Linked DNA regions of Homo sapiens: region 1 is linked to region 2. Evidence: read pairs that join two places in POLR2A ChIA-PET (ENCODE). Cell type or tissue: PC-3. All regions are shown on one strand. Each heading gives the region's core, and the rest is flanking DNA. Links, peaks and the distances in the headings are about the cores only.

Evidence for each region. Peaks named below come from ENCODE experiments on the same cell type or tissue, not always from the same donor. Only the 100,000 strongest peaks of a DNase experiment are listed, where the experiment ranks them.
Region 1: POLR2A ChIA-PET joins it to region 2 with 10 read pairs; 4 of 35 experiments call an interaction of 5 or more read pairs at or near these places.

What each region holds. Positions count from the first base shown.
Region 1 is chr1:233,197,702-233,203,315 of GRCh38, reverse strand. PCNX2 (pecanex 2) reads left to right here. Exons shown (of 34, transcript NM_014801.4): 14 at 3,052-3,162; 15 at 4,286-4,377. Among named protein-coding and RNA genes, the nearest start is that of PCNX2, 95 kb to the left of the region's middle. In PC-3, for the core only: no CTCF peak of the experiment used is centred there; a DNase peak (open chromatin) is centred at 2,705; H3K27ac peaks cover 1,071 bases.
Region 2 is chr1:233,096,408-233,102,021 of GRCh38, reverse strand. All of the region lies in intron 21 of PCNX2 (pecanex 2), which reads left to right. Among named protein-coding and RNA genes, the nearest start is that of NTPCR, 150 kb to the right of the region's middle. In PC-3, for the core only: no CTCF peak of the experiment used is centred there; no DNase peak of the experiment used is centred there.

The sequences.
Region 1 (5,614 bases), core at 1,466-3,965, 100 kb before region 2:
ACCTCTGAGTGAGACTGGCTTTGAAATTATCCTGTGGGTGAGAAAGCCAAAAGGTGTCTGATTCTTAGTACCATATTTCAAAAGGAGCAGTAACAAAACTAGAGCATGCCCAGAGGAGTGTGTAGCCACATGGCCTGTATGGGGTCTGGAAACTGGGTAATGGAACTGGGAATGTCCAACCCAGGGAAGAAACACTTGAGTGCTAGTACACACAATAGCTTCAGATCCTTAAAATGCTGCCAGGTTGAAGGGGAGGGATTTTATTCTCTTTTGTAGCCATAATAACTAGTTCCAGCAGATAGAAGATGGGTTACAGCTCAGTACAAAGAAGCCAGTAAAACGGTTTGGGTTAGAGCTGCCCTACCGTAGAATAGGTTGCTTAGTGAAATGAGTTCTCTGGCATGGAAAAACTTCAGGCACGATGAAATGTCCATCAGCTGTAGCCGGGTCCAAGCACTGGATGGGTTGTTTATCAAATGGCCTCTGCTCTGTGTTTTTTTGTTTTTGCTTTTTTCAGACCTGGGAGTTTTATGTTTTATTTTTGGTCCTTAGGTTTATAAATCCCTGCCAAAAATAATGCATCTTCAATAACGGAGACTGTAACTTTGGAGATAAGTGGAGGTTTTAGAACAAATCACTGGATTGTACTCACCTTTCCCTAAACACCCAGACGTCCCATTCCTATGTCTTGTTTAAAGGCTCATTTCTTGGCCTCAGTCCATATGAGGACATTTAGTTAATACACAGATAGGGCACATTGAAGACACACAATATATACATTCACATTGACTTCATAGGCTTTAGTTTTATTTCTGTGCCATTTTAATTCTGACTGCTTGCCCCTCAAACCTGCAAATATGGTAATTTATATCACTCACATTTGATAAAAGAAATAAGCTTAAGCTACTATATTTTTATTTATGAATTTTGCTTAAAAAGAAATGGAACTGTGCCAGAAGTTTCTGCATTGACTATAATTATTAAGGAAAATAAGAAGTTAGGAAGAAGTGAGAGGAAATTATAGGCCCACTCAGTGGTATGCTAACAGAAAATGTTTGTTCACAGGGAAAATTATGAACAGCCACAAAGACTTTTTTACTTCTGAAAAAAAAAAGGACAAAATAATTTCAGCAATTTCAAGTGTCATTTTCCTGAAGTCCTGGTAACATAACAAGCATTTGGCTGCTTTTTCCTTCACGTTCACTGCAACCTGACAGATGAGACACATGGACTCCCTCTTCCTCCCATTCCACCTCCACGACATTTATTTTAAAGACTAGAGCTTTCCTCCTCCAGGATGTTTTGGAGAGGATCTAGTGCATGGACCTCCTTGTTGACTGCTGTTCTTCCTGTATTGTTTCATTAAGTTCCAATTCTACACCCACAGCCAGAGCATCTCCAGGGATGACTTTCTGGTATTTCTTACCATTTTATCTTCCTCATGCCATTTTTCATTGTGTTCCAATTCTTTCCATTTCTTTGGGTTTTGTTGCACTGGCTAATGTATTTCTTATACAGAATATCTCTTTATCCTTGATTTACCAAATAGCTCCCAATATCTGGCTTTGCCTTTCATATCATTCCATACCTAGACTTTTCCCTGTGGTTCTTCATTCTCAGAGTAGTTTTTGTCACATACACATACAGCATTTGGAAAGGCAATTAATAAATCTCATTGGACCTTCCCTCTGCCCTGATCCGGAATTGGCAGATATAGCATAGCACAAAATTGTTATTGCTGGGTTTTGACCCCAAAGTAAAGAGAAGCTCTTCTCAGTTTGTTTGAAATTTTATGGAATTTTGTGGATTAAAATTTCTATGCTCATGACTATATGTTCTGTAATTAAATTTCTATTTATTTCTTGTATCTCTCCTTTCTATTGATAGAAACTGAAAAAGAAATGATGTCTTATATAGTTACGTATAGCATATCAGTATTTGTGCCTTTTTGTCTGCTTTGGTTGAGAAATAAACTGCTTTCAGATGCTCTACTTTTTTACAATATAGTTGAAATCTTGGCACAAAAATTATCACAACAAAATCACCACCTGTATCAAAACATGGCTCCAACACCAACCACAGCCCCTATTATTATAGATAGCCATGTTCATGACATAAAATTTTACTTTCACAAAGACTTGGAACAGTTCCTCAGTACTTTGTTCCATAGTGAATTTTAACCAACTTTTTTTTTTTTTTTTTTTTAATACTTTAAGTTCTGGGATCCATGTGCAGAACATGCAGGTTCATTACATAGGTATACCAACTTTTTTTTTTTTTTTTTTTTTTTGAGACGGAGTCTTGCTCTGTCGCCCAGGCTGGAGTGCAGTGGTGCAATCTCGGCTCACTGCAAGCTCCGCCTCCCGGGTTCACGCCATTCTCCTGCCTCAGCCTCCCGAGTAGCTGGGACTACAGGCGCCCGCCACCACGCCCAGCTAATTTTTGTATTTTTTTTTAGTAAAGGTGGGGTTTCGCCATGTTGGCCAGGCTGGTCTCAAACTCCTGACCTCAGGTGATCCGCCCACCTCGGCCTCCCAAAGTGCTGGAATTACAGGTGTGAGCCACCGTGCCTGTCCTGTCCTGTGTTTTTTTTATGTTCCTGTAGTTTTCCCAGTTTCCTTTCTCTTGCCCTCATCTCCCCCATGTCCAAGTCTACTCTTTCAAACTGAAGATGATTCTACTCTGACTCACCACCCCTGAAGTCTTTGCTCAGTCCTGGCCTTGTGTGCGTTCCTTTCATCAGTACTTCTTTCTCAGGATCAGCTCCTTGTATCCACAGACACATTTCCGTCTCAGCCTCCAGTTTCCTCCGGGTGAGAGGAGTCTAAGATTGCTTCCATGGAGGTTGCAGTGAGCCGAGATCGCGCCACTGCACTCCAGCCTGGGCGACAGAGCGAGACTCCATCTCAAAAAAAAAAAAAAAAAAAAAAAAGATTGCCTCCAGTATTCCTGGGTGGGGTGGTTTGGAAGGGGAGAGAGACAGCACTGCAGCAGGAGCCTTGGCAACACAGTTCCCCATGCTTATCGTCAATTTTGTTTGTTCATTTTCAGTATTTTTATATTGCTTCCCTGCTATTTCCCTCCTTGGGCTCTTCCCGCAAATCAACACTTTCTGCACTTATCTTTTGGAGCAAATTGACATGCTGTTTTTTGGTGGTTCTGGTAAGTCGTTTACATTCTATTCTTCCTGTAAAGGAATTCAGAGTTCAGATAAGGACTAAATAGCCTTAGGCAGGAGATGAGAGGCTAGTTAGGTTTTCTTTGTCCTGAGCATTTAAATGACTTCAGTTTGGATCAGTCTGGGTGATGATGGGCCTGTCCAGATTTCCTGTAGCCAAATTGGAAGAGGTCCACTTAGCTTGGTTGAGCGTAAGCACAGAGACAAGGAAGGGTAGAATTCTCTGTGATTTGGAATAGGTTTGAGGCCCTTCAAACTATTCCCTAAAAAAACACTCCGTGTGTGAATGTGTGTGAGCATGTGTGAGTGGATATAAGTGTGTGTGTGTGTGTGTGTGTGTGTATTTGAGCACACACATGCTCAAGTCTGGGAGTGCATCAATGTGGTGAGCCTGTGGGTTGACACTGTGCTGTGTATTGTGTGTGTACCTATAGAGACAGGTGATCTGTGTCCCTAAACCATCACTGTGACCCTTTTAATGTCATACTTTAGATTCAGACCAAGGTGGATATAATCTCACGACGTGACATAAATTGCTTAACTTTTCAGCCTACTCTTCTCTTCTCTAAATGGAAATAAACATCATAACCTCATAGGGTTGCTATAAAGAGTAAATGAAATCATGTGCATAATGCAATCACTGTTACCACCCCCATAACACATACACGTACACACACACACACACATACACTACATAGGGACACTTGCTTATTCCCTTTCCCGTCTCCTCTCTCCTCCTGCCTTCTCCCTCCTTCTCCTTCCCATTTATTCTATTGAATTGCTATCTAGGACCTTTTCCTTGACCACCAGCTTTCAACTGTAAGCCATGAGGTCTCCCTACCTTCATTCTGACACATTCACATGGTCTTTTAAGAACATTGTAAAGCATTCTTTCTGAGTACTTTCCTCTTGAATTTTTAGTTAATGGTAGTCTCTTTCTTGCACCTGTGAGTCACCCAGTGCCTTTTGATGGATCCCATAGATGTATTATTTACCCCTTCAGCAGGCATCTTGTATGCGAATGTGCAACCATCTCTTCACTGTTTTACATTTGTTGATTTTAAGAATGGCGGGTCTAGAAAAGAACTGTTGATGTTTGTGTTCCAGCTGTGTCTGGGATAACCTCGGCTGTTTACAGTGTGGCCCGGAGCGTCTTGGCTGCCGCCCTGCTCCACGCAGTCTGCTTCAGTGCAGTGAAGGTAGGTGTGAGGACCATGGGCCCTCATCCTTCTCGATTCATTAAATTAACTTATTTTTTTAAACAAATGAATGTTTTTTCCAAAATTACAAGAGAAATCGGATCTGTGCAAATCAGGGAGTGACTGTGTGGCTGAGTGAGGCCTCAGTAGTGTTAGAAGACAGGTCAGGATGCCTGGTTGGCCCTAATGTGAAAGGCCCCCCACCTCCTGGCCTGGCCTCCCCTCTGCAGATGTCTCTCTGCTAAGATCGGTTAGTGACAGTGGGAGGGGCTGCTGCTTAACATGTTGGTCAATGGAACCCATGTGTCTGCCTTCACTTCCTGAAATACCACTCAAAAGACAATAAAGGAATACAATTGCTTAAAGCTAGATAGACAAGAGGACAGAAGAGGATATGACAGCCACAAAATGTTAGAATCTAGAAAACAGAGGGACTATAGACTTACCCAGAAGGGGAAAATGCAAACCTAACCTGGCAGCAAGGGAAGCCTAAGATGATGAGAAAACAAGATAAACACGAACTTCAGAAAACACAAAGTTGTGTCAGGCAAGAAACGTATCTATTGTAGGTACCTGGCTCAGCTGTGAACCATATTTATATAGTAATCTGAGTAATCATCATGTTATATCGCTAATAGAAGAATGGGGGAGGTGAAGTGTGATGGAGGAGTTCCAAATCCTGTCTTCCATATTAGAAAATCAGCAAATAACATCTAAAATTGAAAATAAAAATCAAGAAATAGCACAGCAAGTATTTTATTTGAAAATATGGAAGTAAATATGGAGAAGAAATAGCTGAGTCATTGCCTTCAGGAAGCAGGAATTAGGGCAGGGGTTTGTGTAGGTGGGGAGACCACTACTGTTTGTTTTCAGTGTTGTAGAGCTGTAGAGTGGCCATTAAGTCTAAATATAACAGTATACATAATGTCCTCAGGGGCATCTTCAGTCAGTAACAAATAAATTAATATTATACATATTTCTGGACTTACGGTTTAACAGTTTAAACCACAGGTACTCCTTTGATAAAACAAAAATTAAATGTAAAAGAGTAAATAAAAATAATATATGTTCCAAAGTGTTTTTAATATAAATCACGTAACATTTCTTAACTCACTTTTTAAAAAGATTAACTTAAATCATATTAAACTGATCAATGTCAGTGGCAGAAAGATAATTGTTTATTTCCCTTTGTGAAAGAGAATGAATTCAACATTTTTCTCTCTCAATATTTCACAGT
Region 2 (5,614 bases), core at 1,782-4,281:
AGTTTCTTGTTTTTAAATTTTCACCTTACTGGAACAGTTTAAATTTAAATCCCACTGCCCTGTATTATGAGGACTTGAGGTTTTGGTTTATCATGGATGACAGATTTTTATCTACTCTACAGCAGGCAGAAGGCAAACTCTTTTTGCTTTTTTCCAGCACTGGTAAATGAAGTTTTTTATAATTTGCTCTTTATGGACATGGAACCTATTCAAATATGCTAAAACCCAATTCCTCAGCTCCTAAGACCTATATCCATGTCTGTGTTCCCTTTGGGTTGGCATGGTGTCAGTTCAGACTTAACCATTCTTATTTCAAATTACCTCTTTGCTTCTGACTGTTACAGGGGCTGGGGGAGTGCCCCCTTTTTTGAGTTAACTATTAATTTATTTTTTTCTTACAACTTTTTTGATTATATTATTTTTATCATGGATGGTATCCCTTATGCATTACCATGCTCCATGAAGCCTATCAATATTTTGCAAAGTCTGATGGATGCTATTTAATGGGCTCCCAACACACATTGTCTACTGAGGTAGAATCTGCTTCTGGCCTGAGAGTCACTCTTGTAATGAGTTATAACCATTGTCTGAAGATGTTTTTTACTTTACAAAATTCTATCTCATATTGTCAGCTACTATTTGGAAATATTTAATATCCCCAAATTGAATGATCATATTTTCTGTTAACAACTTGTTATTCTGGAAGAGTGGTGCTTCCCCTCCCCCAGAAATGGTGGCCTACATTTGAGATGTCACTAGCTTTACTTTTTCTATTCCTTCTTGAACATTTTTCTTTTCCCCATATCACCACCTATGCCTCAAAACATCTGATGGTTTTCCACAATTCCTTTGTTTCCGGCTTTTAATCCCTCAGCTGGGCTCCCTCCTCAATTCATTAACGTGGTTCCCTGTGAACCTCCAAATTTCTTCTCATCTTGTCTGCTCCTTTCCAAGCACTCAAGAGCCTCAGCTTCTTCCTGTTCTCTCACTTTGAACTGCATGCATCTTTAACTCAGCAGCCAGTTTCTGCGATGCCATTCAGCCTTGTATACCCCGTTAAGTTCAAATATTGGTAATTCCAAATTTGGGGTGAAATTAACTGAAGCTGAGAAAGAACTAACTGAATACAACAAAATGCAAAAAATGGCAAATGATAGAATGAATCTGGGAGATTAGTAAGGATGGAGAAATAGGCGAAAAGGTGATGAGTGGGATTTGGAGAGAAAATTGCACTTTAATCAAATGGATGTATAGCTTCCTAAGACAATGCCCAAATATAAGAAAATTCTGTAAGTAGCCAGTTATTTCATTGAGGGAAAGACAGTGTGTGTGGGAGGGGTGTCTCCAGACTGAAGATAGCATATGCCTTATTGCAAGTGTATTAGCAAAGAAAAGTTTTGGGGTCACCTTTATTTGGAGACATTTCTCTCAAGCTGGTTTGTGTATTTACTATCTATAGCAGAGATATAACAGCATGTCTAGGTCTAATTGAAAAGATATTTCCAAAATAGGTCATTTGAAATGAGAGTATTTATGGTGACTTTCCTTGGGAAACAGCCATAATTACTCCATTGTGATTTTCTTTTTTTTTTTTTTTTTTTTTTGAGACAGAATCTCTCTCTGTCACCCAGGCTGGAGTGCAGTGGCACGATCTCAGCTCACTGAAACTTCTGCTTCCCAGGTTCAAGTGATTCTTCTGCCTCAGCCTCCTGAGTAGCTGGGATGGGATTATAGGTGCGAGCCACCACGCTCGGCTAATTTTTGTATTTTTAGTAGAGATGGGGTTTCACCACATTGGCCAGGCTGTTCTGGAACTCCTGACCTCTGGTGATCTGCCTGCCATGGCCTCCCAAAGTGCTGGGATTACAGGCGTGAGCCCCCGCGCCCGGCCCTCATTGTGATTTTCTTTACTCTTTTCCTAGTGTTTTAAGTGGAAAAAAACCCAAATGATTTTGTTTTCTCTTATATTCCAGTAACTTGTAAAGTTTATTATGCATTTTCATAGCGCTGAGATTTAAGATCTTGGAAGTAGAATGTTAGGAGTGAGATAAGCTTCATAAAAACAAAGACCTCAAACTGTCTAAGGAGATGCAAGTTCATAGCTAATCTAAATGAGATTTCTATTTAAAGTACTTCAATACAATATTATAGTGCTTGCGGCCCTGCTTACTGGAAAGGTGTTGGTGTGGCTGTTTCCATTAAGTCTTATCTTAAATGTTTCATTATTTTATACACAATGGCCAGTGTGGTGCAGGAGGTCCCTCTTCATATACTTTTCTCATTGATGATCAATATTTAGGTTTTCTTTTGTGCTTAGAAATTGCTGTTTTGATACACACTCATTTTAAATTATTTTACCTGATTTTACCCTTAAAGAGAAGGGGAAAGTGTAAAGGGAAAATATGAAGTTGAGTCTTTTTAAACCTGGATCATGTCTCTCCACACTGTAAGAATAAAATACATGAGCCAAATCAATCTTTTTGGAGTTGTACATTCGAGAAGCACAAGTAAGCCAGCAGTCGGCCGTTTTGAGATCCCTCGAGTGTCATCAGGCTTTTTGGGTAGTATCATATTTTATTAATTAGGCTTTTTTTACTGAAAAGGATGTTTCAGGGCAGATCAGGTCCTTTTTTACTGTGTACCTGAAAGAACGTGGCTGCAGCCATAATTTTTCTGAATCATGGCTGCTGCTATAGTGTGTGATGTTCATGCTTGTGATCCTGCCCCTCTGCTGTCAGCAGGAAATCTTGGATAAAGGGGACCTTTCTGTAGCTGCTGCATGTCAGGCAGGTTCTTCCTATTGCTGTAGTTCACAGAAGGCCCATGGCCTCAAGGAGGCATGGTAAAGTTGGGTGAAAGAAATATCACTGGGTGGAGAATCAGGAACTTTGATCTCTGGTTTCAGATGGGCCAGTAACTTGCTGTCTGACCTAAGCAATCCACTTAATCTCTCTGAGCCTGGTTTCCTTCTCTGAAAAATGAGAGGACCTGGACTTGGTAAGTTTCAGTTTTGGGAAGAAGAGGGCTCTAAAATTACTAGGTTGTGAATAAGATATCCACTTGTCCTAACATTTATCAAACTCTTTTGTAACATTTATGTTTGCCAGGCACTGTTCTAAGCTTTTAACAAAGATGAAGCCATTTTATCCTCAGATGACACTTTGAGGGGGTAATATTATCATCGCCATTTTATAGATCCAGAAATATATGACCAGAGGTAGAGGTGGGATTCAAACTCAGGCAGCGTGCCCTTAAGCTGATGCTTTTAAATATTGGCATGTGTTAGCATCTGACTCATCTAGAACACATCCTTTTTCTGGTGGGCTTCATAGAGGAGCATTAAAATTACTGTGTTGTAGAGGAATCATTACTACATAAAGAAATGACATTCAGGAGATCTGGCTTCTTCAATGATTGAGAACAGTGGAGTCTATTTTATGAGCTTCATGTTGAAAGGCTTTACAAAGCATGTATTTTATTCTTCACAAAGTTCATGAAAAAAAAAAGAAGGCATAGAGAGTCATAGGAAAAGAACAAGGATACCTGGGGCTTTGGCTGCAATTAGAGCAGGAGAGTGCTTATATCTGGAATCCTTAGATGTCTGATTACTGGTTTTTCTTATGTGTAAATACAAGTTGCTGTGCTAAGCAGAAAATAATTGTAATGGATTCATTTAATCATAACGCAGCAAAGTTTAACTTGTTAGAGCTTCCAACTTGCAGATGAAGCTTTCCCTGGGGCAGCCAGTCTGATTATAGTTGCTGTAGCTGACCTACTTATCAGCTTTTTCAAAAGGTGGCTTAAATGCCTCCCAGGATACAGGAATACACAGAAAGCCTAACAGGAGTAACTTTCCATAACTCATGATTCATTTTTTAGGGCATTTGGGGGCAATACATCATATGAGGTAATCTTGTTCATGCTTGCAGTTTTCACCTAGACATGAGTCACAAGATTAATTCTTAATAACTCAACTAAGAATTCTTAATAGGGGGGTGACTAGAAGATTTCAAATCCAGAGGTATTTTTTCTGATAGAGTTTGATTAGGTACACATGTGCAGGAGAGCCCACCACCACTTTTCAAGACTTTTGCCCTGGTTGGTAACCCAGAAGTCATGTCTTCTCTTGGGCACTTGATGTGTTCCCCTTCTAGTTGGGTTAATGGTGGAGATAAAAGGAAATGATATTCACTTTTAATGCAAATCGTGTCTCTTCACAGAAGTGAGTCAAGAGTTTGAAGTTGTGTTAGAACTATCCGTTTCTTGATCTGTAGGAGTCACCTAATGACTGGTAAAAAGTAAGATGGTAGGGAAATGACTATATTTTATGTAAACTTGTAAGACTGGACCTCAGGTTGACAGAGTGACGGGTTGTTCTTTCAACTGACATACTCTCAAAGGCACTGGGGGCTGTGGAGTCCCATCTAAAATGGATTCAGGAGGCTGAAATCAACTCCAGGATTAAAACAAAAGTGGCCTTTCTGAAAGATCTTGGAAACCAATCGAGATCAATCCTCTATGGTTGATGCAAGTGAGTAAGAGTAAAGAAAGTGAAAAGTTATGAGCAAAAAACAAACTCCTCTTTTCCTTTCCTGGAATTGATATTTCCTTATAGCTCCCCAAGCCTGATCACATCATCTAGTTTTCCTGTCATTTTTCATTTCTTTGCTTTTTTTTTTTAATCCTCCCTTTATCTTCCCTGTTTCCCCTATTTTTTTCTTTCCCTCTCACTGTCTGCCACACTCCCTATCATTCTTCCATTCTCTTCTATCTAAAATTCTTCAGCTTTCACCTAAAACTCAGTGCTAGGTTTGTAACTAGAGGCTCTGGTAGACATGTTTTTAGGTCAGGGGTTCTATGCATAACCAGATGCCTGTGACTTCTTAAGGATTCTCTCTGTTTGCTGTGCCTTTGAGAGACCTTTTATTCTTGGTTCATATACTATGGCCTACCCAATAATGTTTTATTCTACTTTAAAGTTTTTCTCCTAAACCAGAATATTTATGAGAATCAGTAGAGACCAGAAAAGTGAGGCAGAGATTTGGAGAGGATTCTAATTAACCTCCTTTTGCCTCATTACATTTCATGGAACAAATCAGGGTCACCTCATCTTTGGGTTCCAAAATCACCAGGTTGGCTTTTCATGGAAGGGCTCAGTTATCTTGGTTCCTTGAATACTTTCTTAATGGCCCCATTGCCCAACCCTTGCCCTGTTTTCATTGTGACCTTCTGTTTTATATAATGGCTATTGAGCCTAATTAAAAATTATATTTTTTCTTCTCATTTCACATCATGGCCTTGGTGAATGTATTTTATTGTCTCAAATGCTAGTCAGTCTAGGAACAAACATGGCATGCTATTTGAAGTTTTCATTATGGAAGAAGATCAGATGTGGATTTTGGGGAGAGAAATCCTGGTGGGATACTGACTGACCGCATCTAGAAGTGACAGCAGCAGAATTTTGCATCTGGGATTCATTAGTCACTTCTTACCACAATGCAGAGATCTAAAGACAGAGTAGTCCATCCTTCTCTATCCTTCCCTACACAGTCATCATCTCCATCTCCAGTCAAACCACTGAACTGTTCACCGTATGTGAGGTCTCTCTTCTGTA